Linked DNA regions of Mus musculus: region 1 is linked to region 2. A link is a loop called in an ENCODE intact Hi-C map of the cell type or tissue named here. Cell type or tissue: heart. All regions are shown on one strand. Each heading gives the region's core, and the rest is flanking DNA. Links, peaks and the distances in the headings are about the cores only. Region 1 holds the start of Slc2a4 (solute carrier family 2 (facilitated glucose transporter), member 4). Region 2 holds the start of Tmem95 (transmembrane protein 95).

Region 1 (9,165 bases), core at 485-8,484, 73 kb before region 2:
CCTCTCCTCCAAATACCCCGCCCTCTTTATACCTTCTGAACCATCTAGGTCTCCAACGCTAAAAAAAAAAAAAAAAAAAAAAGAGGCTGGAGTTTCAGGCTGGCCTTGTGCTGGCTGCATAGCCTAGAGTGACTTTCAGTTCCTTGCTCTGGGATTAGAGACCTGTGCTACCACACCCATGGTTTATAACGCTGAGGATCCAACCCAGAACTTCACGTGTGCGAGGCAAGCAGTCTATATTTGAACTACGTCCCCAGCACCTCTCCACAATCCCACAATCTTTCATATTTGTGTGTGTGTGTGTGTGTGTGTGTGTGTGTGTGTGTGTGTGTTGGAGTGTAAGGGCAAGCACACATGGCCAAAGATCTTTTCTGCTACCTTGTGGGACAAAATGATTTAACCCAGGTTTTCAGGTCTACACACAAGTGCCGCTCTGCCCTCTGAGCTAGCTCATAGTTTGTTTGTTTGTTTATTATAATGTATTCATTTACTTTGTGTGCACATGTCAGGAGACAACCTTATGACAGTCAGTTCTCTTCTTCCAGCATAGGTCCTTGGGACTGAAGTCAGGTTGTCATGTTTGATGGCAAGGATATTCCTTAGAAGCCATTTTGCCAGCCCTCACTTTTTTCCCTCCTTTGATTTTTCAGGACAGGGTTTCTCAGTGTGGCCCCGGTTGTGCTGGAACTCTCTCTGTAGACCAGGCTCACCTCAAATTCAGAGATCATCTGCCTCTGCTCCCAGAGAGCTGGGATTAAAGGCGCTGTGACTCCACCACCTGACTTTGTTTTTTTGACAGAGTCTCACTATGTAGCCCTGTTGGCTTGAAACTGGCTATGTAGAGCAGGCTGGCCTCCTAGAAGTCCACATGCCTCTGTATCCCTAGTGTTAGGATTAAAAGTGAGCACCATCATACCCAGCCTCTGCACTCCTTAAACGATCTGATTCCACTTTCTATGCATTTAAACACCTAGGCTTGGAGAGCTGGAGATAGCTTAGCACTTAATGCTTACTGCTCTTCCAGAGGACCCAGGCTCACTTTCCAATACCTACACATCAAGCAACCCACAACAGCTTGTAACTCCAGTTCTAGGGGATATGATGCCCTCTTCTGGTCTCTGCTGGCACTAGCTTCCCTGCCCCTCACCTCCACTCTCCACCCATACACACTAAAATAAAATAAAAACCACCTAGGATACCTGAGAAACCTCAAAATGAGAGCAGAATAAACCATGGCAGGATGGTACCTAGGGACCTAGGACACCAGCATCCAGCCCTGTAACCATCTGCCACACTACTTTCACCTCTGTCGAGCCTGTCTGCCTCTCTAACCCTCTTTTCTGTTCTTCTCTCCGTGCCATTGCCCTTTGATGGTATCCCAGCATTCCCACATCTCTCTCCCTTCACACTCAGTCCCCCTCCCGCTCATCAATCTCCTCACTTACTTTCTGGTTATAAATTATTATTGCCCCATCTACAATGTCCACCATAAGCAGCGGGCAGACATTCATTCATTAACTCAGCAAATAGCTAGGATACCCTGCTCTAAGTTGGATGCATGAATAAGATGCCCATCTGCCCCTGAGATAGAATTAGAGAGAGAAGAAATGAAAAGGAATGGACTCTAACAGAGAACATTTGCTATTTTCAAGAAAGGCCAAGAAGTCTTCTCCGAGGAGGGAAGTCTTGCTTTTTTTAAATTATATTTTGTTAATTAGCCTTTTTATTGTTCTCTCTCTCTGTCTCTCTCTGTCTCTCTCTCTGTCTCTCTGTCTCTCTCTCTCTAATTGAAGGTCCCTTACTGGTCCTGCTTCCATGAATGGTCAAGGTCAAGGGAAAGGGGAGGGCAGTCAGCTACTGCAGGGAGCATCATTTCCACATTTCATTTACACACAGAACTAAACAGACAAGCATAGAGTCACCAACCAGTGTGGTTAGAGGTTGGCACCATGGGATGGGGAGAAATGAGTTGTAGGGCTGTCATTTAAAAAAACATACAGGCTCTCCCCAAACTGGGTGCCTAGGACAGGACTTGGTCTGCTTCAACCCAAGAGGAATCAGAGGATCAAAAGCAGCTTGGGAAGGCCAGACCCCTCAGGGATGGAGGGAGGAGGAAGTACAGGGGGTGGGATGGAGGGACATTTGGCAAGTGGGGTGAAGGGATTGTTCTCCCCTGCTGGGATCCCCCCACCCCCACCCCTCTGATCTGGCAGGAAAGGGGTAGCCTGCAACACCCAAGAGCAGGTCCAGGGCTGTTAGATGCTCCAGGCAGGGGCTGGAGGAGCCTCTCAAAGGCTTGCCCTCCAGGAAGATGACCACAGCGCCACCTAGTTTCTCTACCAGGGTTCAGGGGGCCTTGATGTCCTCGTAGCAGTTAGCTTGTAATTCATGTTTTATTCCTGTCAGCTTCTTGATGGCATCCTTGAAGCTGGCACAGATTATTTTGCTTTTAAGGGATGCACTCTGAGGGGCCCAGAAGATAACAGCAGGTTGGTCCTCTGTCTTGCTCTCCTTGGTTGCATCCTAGAGAGTGTAGTGACGGTCAGTCCTTGTCTGGCAGCATCCTGACAGAAGTGGTGTAGGAGGACTCACCCACAGTCTGCCCTACATCTGCTTCCAAGACTTGCCCTCCTCCAGGATGATGTCCTTCCTTTCCTCACTCAGGCAGAAGAGCACCACCCTCTTGCATTGCTTCATTTCTTCTGGCCTTGAGGATTTGTGAATTTTCATGTCACTGAATACCTTGATGACACCATCAGAGACGGTCACACCAGAGGCCATGTTTCCAGAAGCAAAAGGGAAACAGAGAGCTACAGGAGAACTAAGCCTCTACAACTGCTGCCAGGATCTGATTGAACCTTTAAAATTATTTTTATTTTCTTTAGATTTATTTATTTTATTTTATTTGGGTGTTTTACTTGCATGCATATTTGTGTGCCACATGTATACTCAAGGGGGTCAGAAGAGAATGTCAGATCACCTGAAACTGGAGTTGCAGTTGGTTGTGAGTCACCATGTAGATGCTGGGAGTTTAACCTGGGTCCTCTGCAACAGGCTTCCTTAACCACTGCGCCACCTCTCCATCCCCGAGAGCCTTGCTTTGGAGGATGAATAGGCATTCTCTGGTATTCCAGACTGCAGGGACAGGTAAATGCACCAAGTGTAATCCCAGGCCTCATGAGGCTAAGGCCAAAGTATCACAAATTCAAGGTCAGACTAGCTGACATATAAGTTCTAGGCCAGTAGGAAGAGGGAAAGAGGGGCAGGAAGGATAAAAAAGGGAGGAGAGGAAGGAAGAAGAGGATGAAGAGGAAGAAGAGGATGGGTAGAGGCAAGAAAGGAGACAGTTAAGGGGAAGATCTGGGTAGGAGAATCCAAACTTGATCACAGGACAAGAAAAAGACAGTGACTCTAGGCAGGAATTAACCTCAGATCTACAGTCCCAACACTCTGGGTAGAACAGCAACTTCGAGGCCAGTGTGTAATATATAGTGAGTTCCACGTCAGTTTCAGGTACTGCAAGACTGTCTCAAAAACAAAACAAAAGGGATGTGCTTTGAAAATTGTAATCTACCCTCCTGTTTTTGTTGTGTTCGGCTTAGGTGTTTTGTTTTGTTTTGAAACCTTGGCTGTTCTGGAACTCACTCTGTAAACCAGGCTGGCCTTGGGGTTAGAGATGTGCCCCACCACCCCTGGACATTCTTCTCTCTTTTTATTTTTAATTATTTTTTTAAAGATTTATTTATTTATTATATGTAAGTACACTGTAGCTGTCTTCAGACACTCCAGAAGAGGGAGTCAGATCTCGTTACGGATGGTTGTGAACCACCATGTGGTTGCTGGGATTTGAACTCTGGACCTTTGGAAGAGCAGTCAGATGCTCTTACCCACTGAGCCATCTCACCAGCCCCTAATTATTATTTTTTATGTGAATGGGCATTTTGCCTGCATATATGTCTGTGTACCACATGTGTACCTGGGGCCAGTGGAAGCCAGAAAAGGGTGTTGGAGCCCCTGGAACTGAAGTTACAGATGGTTGTAGCTTCCACATGTGTGCTGGGAATCAAACCTGATTCTGGAAGAGCAGTCAATGCTTTTATCTGCTGAGCCATCTTTCTTGCCCCTCCACCCTCCTCTTCAGGGAAGAGGAGAAGCAAGAAAAGCAGTCATGACAGGATAGTCCAGAATAAAGTGGTAGTGGTACGGATGAAGAAAACCAATGTGCAAGAGAAGTCAAAACACCAACATTGAGAAGACACCATGAAAGTGACTGGTTAGCTCCTTGGGAAAAGGAACTTGAAGGAGGTCCATACTTGTACGTGTTCGTCATATAAACGGTACCATTCTGGCGGCAGCTAGACTCAGGTCTGGCGTTCCATAGAGGGCTGGGTTGTAGGTTATTGAGCTCTCAGGGGAAGGGTTAATAGAAGAGAGCCACCCCAGAAGTTAGCTACCCTGGTGCAATCCACTAAGGTTCCTCGCTCTCCCTCTAGGTGGCGCCAGAAGCCTTGCACTTCTCTTGGGCCTTTTTCTGAATTGAGCTCTCTCTCCACATTCTTCGCCAGCTCTCTCCCTGGACGTGCTTAGGTCGTGCCCTCTCAGCTGTAGACCCAAAACAGTAGCTGACTCTGGAAAGCTTGTCGCCCACGCGGCCAGCACATGCCTGGAGGCTCAGGGACTTCAGGGAGGGTGGTGTGACTGGCGTGAGCACCTGTCCCTTGGGTCCCCTCCAAGAACCAGTGTAGAGACTATGTGGAGGGGATGGGCCAGTAGGCAGCGCGCCGCCCAGAGATGCGTGGAAAGAAAGGACGATCAGGCATGGTCTCCAGATACACTAGGAACGGAAGTTATTGGTCCCTTGGATCATCTCCTCGTGGGAAGCGTGTCGCGGACCCTTTAAGGCTCCATCTCCTTTGCCCTCCCCCGCCTGGGACAGGCTGGGACACCCGGGACCTGACATTTGGCGGAGCCTAACGTGGGAACTAAAAATAGCCACTCCGGGTTACTTCGGGGCATACACACATACACACACACACACACACACACACACGCGGGCTCTATGTCATCCTGCTGGAGTTACCCCGTACCCTGGCAAGTACATGTAGCCCATACCCTCCTCTTCGACCTTTCAGGGGGACCAGCTGCACTCAATTCTTTCAGAAATTTCGCAGTCCAAGATTTTGGATGGCGGGAAGAGCCTTTTGTTCCAAGGACCCTACTTTGAAAACTCAGAAGCAGGCGGGAACCTTAGGGGCGTGTCTCCCCAGCCAGCACTAGGGCTAGGGGTGGGGGCGTGGCCTTTTGGGGTGTGCGGGCTCCTGGCCAATGGGTGTTGTGAAGGGCGTGTCCTATGGCGGGGCGGGAGTGGGGAGGTGGCTTCAGCTCTCCGCATCTTTCCCCCTCAAGCGGGTCTCACTAGATCCCGGAGAGCCTTGGTGCTCTCCGGTTCCGTGGGTTGTGGCAGTGAGTCCCACCAGACCCGCCCTTTGCACACGGCTTCCGAACGCCGGGGTCTCGTGCCGGCCAGGCCCGGACCCTATACCCTATTCATTTTTTTCTTATTGCAGCGCCTGAGTCTTTTCTTCTTTTAAAACAAGATGCCGTCGGGTTTCCAGCAGATCGGCTCTGACGTAAGGTTCAGCATACCGGGGCGAATTGGGAAATCTGGTCCAGTTTTTCTTGGGCTGAGTTTGGGGTTGGGGTCAGCTAGGAGGCGGTTCTTGCGCAGGCGCAGGGGTTGGAGATGGGGGGCTGGCTATTTATATTCAGCCTAGACAACCCGTGACTGTCAAATTCCAATCCCGCCAAGAGACAGAGTGGGTCCGAGAGACTCTTTACGCGCCCAGGCTGAGAGACTGGATTCTCGGGAATCCAGAACTTGTCTCCTAGCCTACTGTGCACTGCATGGGGTGACACTCTGCCCACGACTCTATTTGGAATGGTAGATCCAGAGTCTCGCCTTCCCTTCCCGGAGCTGTTCAGATTTACGGTGTTTCTAGGACCCGAGCACTTCGGGGGCCCCACCCCCACTGCTGGCTGTCTTCCAGGAGGCTGAACTTTCTCTCGGCCTTGCGGTGGGTGGAGGGGCAGAGGGGAGTGTCAGCCCCCCCCCCCAGCTCAGGTTTCCTCTTGGAGACAGACTGTGCCGCCAGCAGTAGCCACCACTGCCACCGCCCCTCACACCACTCACTACCATCCCTCCTCTTCCCCTGGGCATGGCTCTCTCTCCCTGCTAAAATCCCCCCTCACATCCCCGAGTACTTGGTCCCAGTTTAGGAGCTGAGGGTTGGCTAGGCCTAGACCTAAAAGGCTACCCCAAAGCAATGACCCAGACGCCCTTTCTGGACTAGCCATTCTTGGGCCTGTTTACGGCCTACTGGAGCAAGCTGAGAGAACTTCCAGAAGGAAGAGACAAGGGCTAGAGGTGATGTTAAAACATTATTTATATTAGTTTATAAAACAGGCACTGTCTGGGATACTGTTATAGTTGATTTTGATTTTTCAAGTGTTTTCACAGACTGACAGGTAGCCGAGGGAGGCAATATCACCTGACAGAAGAGGAAATCCAGGTTCAGTTTAGAGTGGGGAAGTGACTTACCCAAGGTCACACAAGTCTTGAGTCTGTCTCAAGGTCACAGGGGAATTTTGAGGTCCAGATCCTCAAACTTTTGCCTGTGGTGTGGACACAGAGATCGGTTTTTTCCTACATGCCCAGGTTCCTGTGGCGTTCTGTTTACAGTGAGATCTTTGTACAATTCCTAATATGGCCCACTTTCTCTCATCCAGTATGTTGGATGGAGCCCAGAATCTTCATGCTGCAGCTAGGCCTGGGCCCCTGAAGGAAGTCAAACATGACTCTACATGACATACCTTCCTTTGTTTCTGTCTGTCCAGGATGGGGAACCCCCTCGGCAGCGAGTGACTGGAACACTGGTCCTAGCTGTATTCTCAGCTGTGCTTGGCTCCCTTCAGTTTGGCTATAACATTGGGGTTATCAATGCCCCACAGAAGGTGAGTGACCTACCAGCTGTTGGGGTGTGGTGGGCGGGGTATATCAGGCAGTGGAAAGAGAAAGGTCTCTAGAGTTACTCCCATATTCCCCCCCCTCCCTCGCAACCAGGTGATTGAACAGAGCTACAATGCAACGTGGCTGGGTAGGCAAGGTCCTGGGGGACCGGATTCCATCCCACAAGGCACCCTCACTACGCTCTGGGCTCTCTCCGTGGCCATCTTCTCTGTGGGTGGCATGATCTCTTCCTTTCTCATTGGCATCATTTCTCAATGGTTGGGAAGGTATGGAGCTGGAGGGCAGAGGAGGGGAGGAGTAGGACGGAGGGCCACAGCATGGGTGTCGTGACCAGCCCTCCTCTCTGTGTGCCTGCCAGGAAAAGGGCTATGCTGGCCAACAATGTCTTGGCCGTGTTGGGGGGCGCCCTCATGGGCCTAGCCAATGCCGCGGCCTCCTATGAGATACTCATTCTTGGACGGTTCCTCATTGGCGCCTACTCAGGTACCCACAGGTGCTATGGCTCTACTCTGTGCCTCTGCTCTCCTTAATGTATGTGTATGAGCTTCTATATGGAATATGCAGCTATCCTCGGCTCTCTCTTCTTCCTTCTGCCCAGGGCTAACATCAGGGCTGGTGCCCATGTATGTGGGAGAAATCGCCCCCACTCATCTTCGGGGTGCCTTGGGAACACTCAACCAACTGGCCATCGTCATTGGCATTCTGGTTGCCCAGGTAAAAAGACCTGGCTTTGTGGGGAGCTGGAGTAGGAGTTGGAGAGGACGCCTGCATTTGGGCTGGAAGGAAGAGCAAAGTCACTTTTCCTCTTTCCTGTCTTTTCCTACAGGTGCTGGGCTTGGAGTCTATGCTGGGCACAGCTACCCTGTGGCCACTGCTTCTGGCTCTCACAGTACTCCCTGCTCTCCTGCAGCTGATTCTGCTGCCCTTCTGTCCTGAGAGCCCCAGATACCTCTACATCATCCGGAACCTGGAGGGGCCTGCCCGAAAGAGTGAGCCCTCACCTTGTATCTAGCCCAGGCTCATACCTCCACCCCATCTTGCTAGTAACCGGGCCTCCTCTCGGGTTCCCTAAAGCCTGACATTCCCCTCCCCCAGGTCTAAAGCGCCTGACCGGCTGGGCTGATGTGTCTGACGCACTAGCTGAGCTGAAGGATGAGAAACGGAAGTTGGAGAGAGAGCGTCCAATGTCCTTGCTCCAGCTCCTGGGCAGCCGCACCCACCGGCAGCCTCTGATCATCGCAGTGGTGCTGCAGCTGAGCCAACAGCTCTCAGGCATCAATGCTGTACGTAGAGAGGCCCAGGCAGAGCATGGGTCAGGTACCAGTTTGGGAAAAGGGAGCAAGTCACCGCCTCCATTAGCATTCAGGCTCAGTCTGGTTTGGTGTGGTTAGAATAAAGGAGCAGACATCCCTAGCTCTGCCTCTCCTGTCCCCCCTCACTTCTAGGTTTTCTACTATTCAACCAGCATCTTCGAGTCGGCTGGGGTGGGACAGCCAGCCTACGCCACCATAGGAGCTGGTGTGGTCAATACGGTCTTCACGTTGGTCTCGGTAACTGCTTGCCTGTGGAATGGCCACACCACTGGTGTCATAGCCCTGGGTGCCCTGGGGTTACTCTTTGTCACCAACTGACCGCTGCACACACAACCCCCTCTCCCCCACAGGTGCTCTTAGTAGAACGAGCTGGACGACGGACACTCCATCTGTTGGGCCTGGCCGGCATGTGTGGCTGTGCCATCTTGATGACCGTGGCTCTGCTGCTGCTGGTGAGGCCTCAGGACTTTGAGAATACAGCAATCTTACCCATGGGGATAACCCCAAGAGGCTCTGTGGCTGGCTGTGCCAGGACCGTGGGTGGGTGCTGTAGTCTACGGTCTATGTTTCTGAGGTACCCTGGCCACGCTGGGGCCTAGCATAATGTAATAGTTCCTATGAAACCTCAGGAGCAATGATTCCCAAAAGCACAACTTCGGAGCCAAGGGAGCAAGAAACCAGAACATTCTACCTTGAAACTTCCAGAGGTAGCCAACAAAATGACAGCAGCTCTCAGAAACGCTCTGGGGCAGTGCAGCACTTGGTAGGCTGAGGTGGAGGCCTTGAAAGTTCAAGGCCAAACTGGGCAACATGTGACACTGTCTA
Region 2 (9,165 bases), core at 765-8,764:
AACCCGGAGACGTGGATTCTCTCAGACTAGAAGGATGGACTGGAGACTCCATCCTCGACTAAGTTGTACTAGTGAGGTCATGCACATCTGCAGGGAACGCGGGGCCGTCGCGGCCACATCCGCAACGAAGCCTGTGAATCATTCCACCCCCGCTCCAGTCGGCCGGTCCAGCCTGTTCGCCCCATCTCTCGCACTGGCAAGGCCGGCTCCCACCCATAGCAGAGCCCGGCCAGCCCACGGGGGCGTAGGGCGGGGCGCTAAGGGGCGGGACTGTCGCTTAAAGGGCCACTGACCGCTGCCCTTAGGCCACTTCCTGGGGGTGGAGAGGACCTCAGTGCCTGCTGCGACAACCCAGGAAGGCGGTAACGCCCGAGCCCTGAGACACTGTTCCCAACAGAGTCCCGGGACACTCTCAGCTCTGACTGCAAGAGCATCGCCTCTCCCAAGCCATACAGAACTGCTGGCTACCGGCTCCTATCAGTTGCGCCTCCATCTTTTGGGACACACGCCCCTAACCCTGGCTGGGCCTCTGAACAGGTCCTCGGAACCCGACGTGGACTCTACAACTACAAAAGCTCAGAAACTCAAACTGATCCTTTCAGCGTCCGACCGGTGCTCACCACCGTCACCTGCTGGTTGAATTTCGGAAACCCACTGTCTGAAGAGTACAGGAGGGAATCGCTGACCACGCACAATCAGAAGCGTCTGGACCAAAAGCTCCCTGATCCTGTCTGGCTGCCGTCTGTTCCTTTCATCGGTTCTTTCATCCTCTCGGGGATTTTTGTGTCCTGAAGCCCCCAACCACCACCAAAGTAGCTTGGGTGAGCTACAAACTTTACTGTCTTGTTCTCCAACCTCTGCCTCCAACTTAGCAAGTCTGAACGTTACCACCCAATTCTTTCCAAACCCCCAAATATCTGCTTTTTCCTTCTCCTTGCCTGTCTCTTATATTACCCAAAATTTCCCCCCCTCCTGTGTCCTCTTTACCCCCTTCCTTTGGGGGTCCCGTGACCCTAAATGTGGGGGGAACACTATATTCCACTACACTGGAGACCCTGACTCGCTTCCCAGATTCCATGCTGGGGGCCATGTTTAGGGCTGACACCCTAATGCCAGCCAACCTTAACCCGCAAGGAGATGGCCATTACTTCATCGACAGGGATGGCAAGGCTTTCCGGCACATCCTCAATTTTTTGCGGCTAGGCCGTCTGGACCTGCCCCGTGGGTACGGAGAAACTGCCCTTCTTAAGGCAGAGGCTGACTTCTACCAGATCCGGCCCCTCCTGGATGCCCTGCGGGAATTGGAAGCCTCTCGGGGTACACCTGCATCCACAGCCGCCCTACTCCATGCAGATGTAGATGTCAGCCCCCGCCAGGTGCACTTCTCCGCTCGAAGGGGCCCCCACCACTATGAGCTGAGCTCTGTCCAGGTGGACACCTTCCGAGCCAACCTCTTCTGCACTGACCCTGAGTGTCTGGCTGCCATGCGCAACAGATTTGGTGTGGCCATTGGGGACAGGGCAGAAGGAGGTCCACATTTTCGGCTAGAGTGGGCCTCCCGCCCCCAGGAACTCCCTGAAGTAGAGTATCAAAGACTGGGGCTGCAGCCACTGTGGACTGGGGGGCCAGAAGATCGTCGGGAGGTAGCGAACACGCCTACATTCCTGGAGGAGGTGCTACGGGTGGCTCTGGAACATGGCTTCCGCCTGGACTCTGTCTTCCCAGACCCTGAAGACCTTCTGAACTCTAGATCCTTGCGCTTTGTGCGCCACTGAGGGTGCTGCCCTCCACTTGACTGCAGAGGAGGGGGATGAGTCAGCCAAGGGGCCTGTGGCTCTTCTAAAACCTCTTTCTAGTACTGGTGTGGTAGCTATGAAAGTCAGGGATTCCACCATACCTGGCCAGAGCCTAGAGCTGGGGTTCCCAGATCGAGCTGCCCCCTTCCACCCCACAAGACTCACGAATGGTCCAGAAGGTCTACGCGGGGGCTTATCCTGGGAAAGCATCGTGGATTCTCTAGCCTGTTTTTGCTTGAGGATGGGTCCTCTGTATTCAGAAGTGTGGCAAAGTAAGATAGCACCTCTTTGCCCAGGCTAAACCTAGCAGAGCTCTGGCGGGTTGAGCACTAGGTGGGAGGACTTTGACTTATCAAATGTAACCTGCTCCCTAGACTGTGGTTTCCTTTACTGGAGCTGACATCTTATCCTACAGTAACCATTAAGAGGCCAGGACTCTCTGGGAGGTTTCTTTACTATGTTCCAAGCCACCTATTGTGGGACACTCCATCCTAGGGTGACATAGGGAGCAAGGAGAACCTCCATCAACACGGGGGCTAGAGCTCCCTTCTGGAATTCCAGAGGATCCTGTATGGAAGTGGGGCTGGACCATGGTGTCCAGAGGCCTCTTTCATGTGTGTGCGCCTGCCAGTCAATAGATCTGATGCTGCCTGGCTCCCTGCTGTCTTGGTTCCCATCAGTGTTGCTGACTCCTGTGCTTGTGTATTGGTCCTTCTGTGATCTTGGCCTGTCCAGGCCTGTTTGGGGTTGCTTAGAAACTCTCCAGGCTCAGGTACTTCTGTGGTATGTGTAAAAGCAGATTCAGATTTAGTTTAATCATAGGGTGTGTGTGTATGTGTGTGTGTGTGTGTGTGTGTGTTTGCATGTGTGTTTATGCCTGCGCTGCCACGTAGGCAGGAGGGCCTTGTTTGAGTTTGAGTCACACTAGGCCCTTCCTATGAGAGGTAAAAGCCTCTGGGCTTAGCTGGGCCTCTGAGACCTCTGGGAGCTCTTGGTTGCTGAGACAACCATGAGCCTGTTGCTAGGAAATAGCTGGGTAAGGAAGGCCTAAGGCTGTCCTGGGCAGCCAGGAGCTAGAGTTGGGAGAGTCGGGGAGGGTGTGGGAAGGATAGCATTTCTGGGTTCCTGGGCGGATGGGATACACACATAAACATGGTCATCATTGGGTGGAGTCATTCATCTATCACTGTGACTTACAAGAAGAAAAATAAATTGCTTTCAGAACCATGACGTGTAAAGGCCACTATCCCCTTGCAACAGAAACCCTGATTTATCCGTCCTAGAGATACGTTTTAGCCTCCAGTTCTTGGGGGCCCAGGGGTGGCTCTACCGGAGCCGAGGGGTAAGACAATGGCATTGTTCTGGATCAGTCTAGAACCTCCGACATGAAGGGTCAGAATCTGGATCTCAGAGAATTCTGACTCTTCCCTGGTCTGAGGGGGTCCAACTCCTTCCATACCCCAGCAGGCTTCATGTGGGTGCTGGCTCTGGGTGGGGCTTTCTTGGCCGTGGCCAAGGCTTGTATCTTCTGTCGTCTCCAAGATCATGCCTTGGCAAACCGCCTGGCTCAGCTCAATAACCAGACGAAGCCGAAGTGGAAATGGAAGGAATGGGCTTCCCCAGATTTCTCGGCCTTTGCCTTAGGTAATATCAGATATGCAAGGTTAGCTCAGCAATAGTCACCACTGGATCCTAAGGGGGCTGGCGCCCGAGCTCCTAGCTGTGCATCTCAGCCATTGCTTCAGTCCATAGCCCTTTCTGGACACACTAGCCTCTCTCTCTCTTTGGAAGAACTCTGTGCCCTAGGAAATAGGAAAACAAAAAAACAAAAGACAACACAAAACCCCCCAAAACTCTAGAGCCTACTCTAGCTCCTTCTTGTCCATCTCCACAGATGAGGTCTCAATGAAGCAAGTCACAGAGAAAACTCACCGAGTCCTGAGAGTCATAGGTGAGGTCTGGAGAAAACGGACACTTTGAGACTTAGGAAGACCCAAGACGAGACGGGATATGGGGGGAGGGGAGGTGAAGAGAGGGACCGATCTGGGAGGGGGCCTGGAAGGCAGCTCCGATGAGGTCTAGGGCAATATAGCTGTGCTGTGCCTCTCCAGAGAAAAAAGGATCCACCTCCTTGATTCCATTATACTGGCAATGGCTTCAGAAGACCAGGATCCCCCAGTACACCAGGGAAGGTATTGATGGGGAGGGTACCAAGGAGACGCCTAGGATTTGTAGCCCCGTGGGGCATGACTGAACAAGTCAGCCACTGCTCCTTGCTTTTCATTGCAGCTCTTTGTGCTCCTGTCTGCCGTGAGTAAAAGAAAAGGCCGTGGAGCCCCCTGGGGAGCGAAGAGAGTAGGGCGACGGCCTGAGGAGCTTGGGCGGCTGGGAGGAAGGGGTTGGAGGCGGTGGCTTCGCTTGCCAGCGCTGCTCCTATTGTCTCCTGCAGGGGGCAGCACCATCCTGTACAACTGCTCCACCTGCGAGGGCAAGGAGGAGTCTTGTTGGCCCCAAAAGCACTGCTACCCAGGTTCTTTAATCCTCACCCTCCTAAGGCCCCCTAGGTTCCCTGGTGTGATCCACAGGATCATCCACGGTCTCCTGGGTTCCTTGCAGACAGTCACGATCTGTGGGACGCTAGGATTCTGCTCCTATGTATCTTCGGAATTGTCCTGCTTTCGGGTGTTGTGAGCCTCCAAGTGGAGTGAGTTGTGGGGATCTTCCCAACCCCCTTCCCTGATTCTCTTCAGGCCTCCCATCCTCTGTCTCCTTTCAGGTACCTGAACCTGCAAGCAAAAGACTTGTGAAGAGGAGGACAGCTTTTCCAGCCCCAGCTCTAAGAAATCTGTGCCCACAATTTCCACATCCCTTAGGGTGGGAACACTTTTTAGACCCAGCCCCAAAGCCTCAGTCTTTCAGACCCTAAACCTCAGACTTCTGCTATCAATATTCGTGTCAGATGGCCTCCAGGAACCCAAGCACCCACAGCTGGAAAGTCCCTCCCTTTCTGTGTTCCACCAATCAAACAGAGCAGCAGATGATGCCAGGAAATTATCTACAGAAGGAAAGAATCGCTTACCACCACCACTCCCACATCCCCTCTGTCCATTCCCGGAAAGCGGGGGACTGTTGGCCTGTAGATGTTGCTCTAGGCCCTCCAATGACTGATCCGGAATCCGGGAATGAGGGTTCTGGAAAACTCTCTCCCTCTGGGGTGAGACCACATCAGTCAACCCGCTGGCATACAGTCCCTCCATTGTATTAATATTGTGCAGCCTGGACCTCCCCCTCCTTCTGGGCCTGTGTAAATCTGCTGTGTGATGCTTTCCATTCCTGTCTGACTCCATCTGCAACTTGGGCAGGCAGATGGGATGGGAATTCTTAGGAATTCTTGTTAGAGGTGCCCCCCCCCCAATAGATATTTAGCAATGTCTGGAGTCAGTTTTGTTTTAATTGGAGGAATGTGTGGCTGGCGCTAGTGGGTGGAGACCAAGGCAGCTTGCTAGACATCCTGGGACACACAGGAAAATCCTGTCCTAATGTCAACAATTTATGGTGGAGGAATTCTGGTGGTACCGGTCTTCTCTGTATTGGGGGCTTGGGGTTTGGATGACAGGAGATGGAAAATGAAGACATAAGTTCTCGTGGGAGCACTGGGAGCTTTTCATATGGGATCCCAGCCTCCATCTACTTTTCAAACTGGGTGTCCGGAGGGCACACTTGGAGTGGCTTGGACAGCCTCTAAACAGCCTGCTTGTGTCCCCCCCCCCCCCCGGGTGAGTAAAATCGTCCCATGTGAAGCCTTGGTTAGTATGATGCATCCACAACCTGGTTAGAACCACTGGGGTCAACATGCCTTTCCTCTTTAACTTTTGAGATAGGGTTCCTTTGTGAGTCAGGGTTTCTCTGTGTAACAGTCTTGGCTGTCCTGGAACTCACTTCGTAGACCAAGTTGGCCTCAAACTCACAGAGATATCTGCCTGCCTCTGCCTCTAGAGGTGCTGGGATTAAAATTGGGGGCCAGCTCCAAATTTTGTTTTTGAATGTTGTTTAGTGTGTGTGTGTAAGCTTCTGTAGACCACAGCATATGTGTGGGGATCAGAGAACAATGTGCAGAAATCACGTCTCTCTACCTCCACGAGGGTCTTGGACTGAACTCAGATCTTCGGGCTTGGTGGCTGTGATGGTTTGTATATTTTTGGACCAGGGAGTGGCACCATTTGGAGGTGTGGCCTTGTTGGAATAGGTGTGACCTGGTTGGAGTAGGTGTGTCACTGTGGGTGTGGGCTTAAGACTCTCACCCCAGTTGCCTGGAAGTCAGTCTTCCACTAGCAGCCTTTGGATGAAGACGTAGAACTCTCAGCTCTGCCTGCGCCATGACAGCCTGGATGCTGCCATGCTCCCACCTTGATGATAATGGACCTGTAAGCCAGCCCCAATTAAATGTTGTTTCTTATAAGACTTGCCTTGGTCATGGTGTCTGTTCACAGCAGTAAAACCCTAACTAATACAGTGGCAAAGGTCCCTAACTGGCTGAGCCATCCCTATAGCCCATTGTTCTTGTTTTTGAGACAGGTTCTTGTCAGCTTAGCCTGGCCTTCAGCTTGCTATAAGGCCAGAGATGTTTTTGAGCCTCTGACTTTCCTGTCTCTGCCTCCCAAGAGCTGGGATTGTGGGCATGCGCCCCCCTCCCCCAATCTTGCCCTCACATTCTAGACAATCCTTTTATTCTATACACGAAGATACAAGAGCCAGAGGTCACACGAGAGCGCAAACGTGTCCAAGATCATAGGGAAACCTATCTTTCATTTGGCAACAGTGAATGCCCACTAATTAACAGGGAGCATCACCGCCCAAAAGGGAATAAGTAACCCCTGGATGTCCTGATCTCAGAGGTGGCGCTGCTCTGTCCTGGATGGAAGCTGCCCTGTCTGCTCCTTGGCTCAGCCTCACTTTCCAGGATCAACACTTTACAGTTGTTCCTGATCTCCTGCTCCAGTGTTCATAGGTCAACAATACCACCCACCATTAAAGGACTTGTCTGCCCCTTCTCCTGTGGTGACCTCCAGCCCACCACAAACCTCTTAGAGTGGACGTTAGGCTCCCAGGTGCTCCACTTGGCTGCAAATGCCCCTCTTGAACCCAAGTCAGTCTCAATGGTTACACGGTCCTCCTGAGGCTGCACATCTCTCACTGCATTTGATGAGCTTAGGTTTTGGAGTTAAGCTGCCTGACTTCAAACCCTTGGTCTGCTCTGACCAGCCCCGGGAAAGACATTTATACACATAAAATGAAAACAATAGGGCTGGTGAGATGGCTCAGTGGTTAAGAGCACTGACTGCTCTACCGAAGGTCCTGAGTTCAAATCCCAGCAACCACATGGTGGCTCACAACCATCTGTAAAAAGATATGACTCCCTCTTCTGGTGTGTCTGAAGACAGCTACAGTGTACTTACATATAATAAATAAATAAATCTTTAAAAAAAAAAGAAAACATTAAAAAAATAAAACAATTATAATATGTACTTTTATTATATGTTAAGAAAAAGTTACCTAGTAAGCTGTGGCATGCCTAACTTGTCTTGACTTCAAAAATGTTAAAATGTCAAAGTGAGCTCCAGGACAGCCAGGGTTATACAGAGAAACCCTGTCTTGGAAAACAAACAAACAAACAAACAAACAAAAAGAATTTTAAAAAATTATCTGCTTTTTGTTGTTCTTGATGTTTTGTTTTTGTTTTTTAAAGATTTATTTATTTTATGTAAATACACTATCTTCATCTTCAGACACACCAGAATAGGGCACTGGATCCCATTATAGATGGTTGTGAACCACCATGTGGTTGCTGGGAATTGAACTCAGGTCCTCTGGAAGAGCAATCAGTGCTCTTAACTGCTGAGCCACCTCTCCAGCCTGATGTTTTTGTTTTTTGAGATGGGTTTTCTGTGTAGCACTGGCTGTTCTGGAACTCACTCTGTTGATCTGGCTGGCCTCAGAACTCAGAGTTCCACCCACCTCTGCATCCTCAGTGCTGAGAGTAAAGGCACCACCACTGCCCAGAAAATTATCTGCTTTTACACAATAAGAAGGTAGCTGTGTATAGTGGCTCATGCTAAAACCCAATACTCGGGACTCGGAGGCTGGAGAGTCAGGTTAAGGTCATTGGTTGCACATGAAGCTCAAGGCCAACCCAGACTCCAAGAGACCCTGTTTTCAAAAGCAAAACAAAGCAGGGTCTAGAGAAATGGCTCAACGGTTAACACTTGCTGCTCTCACAGGACCTGAGCTTGGTTCCTAGCACTCATCTGTAACCACAGTGTCAGGGGATCCATATCTCCTCTGACATCTGCAAGATTCCTGTATGCGTACAGTACACATGTGCACACACATATATAAAGTAAAACAAACAATGTAAAAGGCAAAAGGCTTGTGTGTGTGTGTGTGTGTGTGTGGTATTTATTAAAGCTATTGGAAATATTGTATGCTAATAAGATATCCGACCTGAGGGGTGGGGGTGTGAATCAGTAGAGAAAACAGGGCAGAAGCCACAGGCAGAGACTAAGCTTTTTGGAATAGACTGAATCTGCTGGTTTTGCTGACCACCTTCTTTGTGGGGACAGAACAGGCCTGCCCCAAGGCCTGCTGGGAGCAAACAAATCCAGAGGGGACATTCTCTGTTCACACAACAGTGGATGGTGCAGAATGGTTTCTAGTGCTCAACTCCTGCCAGCATCAGAGCGAGCTCAGACTGCCCCATTAAGGCTTTGATGGCCTCACTGGGTCCAAAGCGGCTTGCAGTTGTGTGTCTGCCAAGCAAGGCCCTAAAGTGTCTTTGATGATGTGGACACCTTCCCGGGGAGAGGCTTTCTGAGTGACATCAGCCTTAGTCATGGCTGTAGTCAGCCAGCCTGGTCACGATGGACACCAGAGGAGAATCTAACTTGGTGGTCTTTGTTTTTTTTAACCTCTCTAGATCATGTTCTTCCTAGGGAGCTGCTACAGAAAGGGTCTGTGATCTCTATTTCCACCATGCCTGGCACATAGTTAAAACCCGAGAGGCATCCTTGATGATGGCTCCAGCCTTTCTCTGGCTCTGGGCAACTCATGAGCAGGCTGCACAGGAGGCCATGTTGCTTTTCTTGTGTGTGTGTGTGCACATGCTCATATGTATATGTGGATACACATGCATGTATAGAGGTCAGTGAGTCACCCTTGTGTGTCCTTCTGTACAGCTGTCTACTTTGTTTCTGATACTATGCTCTGTGTGATACCAGGAAGGCACACATGTACCTCAGGGAGCTCATGAAGGCCAGAGGAGGACCTTCAGAAGTCAGTTCTCCCTTCTGTCTTGTTGAGACAGGTCTCTCTT

What was found. Peaks named below come from ENCODE experiments on the same cell type or tissue, not always from the same donor. Only the 100,000 strongest peaks of a DNase experiment are listed, where the experiment ranks them.
Region 1: a loop joins it to region 2, with 3 times the contacts of the local background. A loop is called at or near these places in 8 of 42 quality-filtered maps.

Annotation. Positions count from the first base shown.
Region 1 is chr11:69,944,414-69,953,578 of GRCm38, reverse strand. It overlaps Slc2a4 (solute carrier family 2 (facilitated glucose transporter), member 4), which reads left to right and starts at 5,389. Exons shown (of 11, transcript NM_009204.2): 1 at 5,389-5,630; 2 at 6,895-7,011; 3 at 7,121-7,293; 4 at 7,386-7,510; 5 at 7,626-7,741; 6 at 7,854-8,016; 7 at 8,123-8,310; 8 at 8,473-8,577; 9 at 8,691-8,792. The coding sequence starts at 5,598. It also overlaps the pseudogene Gm12310. In heart, for the core only: CTCF peaks have their summits at 1,106 (motif pointing left), 2,337 and 4,490 (motif pointing right); DNase peaks (open chromatin) are centred at 4,768, 5,018, 5,368, 5,688 and 3 weaker places; H3K4me3 peaks cover 3,755 bases; H3K27ac peaks cover 3,829 bases; H3K27me3 peaks cover 549 bases.
Region 2 is chr11:69,872,122-69,881,286 of GRCm38, reverse strand. Tmem95 (transmembrane protein 95) reads left to right here and starts at 3,232. Exons shown (of 7, transcript NM_001195710.2): 1 at 3,232-3,440; 2 at 3,691-3,747; 3 at 3,908-3,988; 4 at 4,086-4,106; 5 at 4,246-4,326; 6 at 4,413-4,500; 7 at 4,573-5,233. The coding sequence starts at 3,269. The coding sequence ends at 4,603. Kctd11 (potassium channel tetramerisation domain containing 11) reads left to right here and starts at 302. Exons shown (of 1, transcript NM_153143.4): 1 at 302-3,023. The coding sequence starts at 1,077. The coding sequence ends at 1,775. In heart, for the core only: CTCF peaks have their summits at 4,234 (motif pointing right) and 4,939; DNase peaks (open chromatin) are centred at 1,376, 4,246 and 4,936; H3K4me3 peaks cover 2,406 bases; H3K27ac peaks cover 2,078 bases.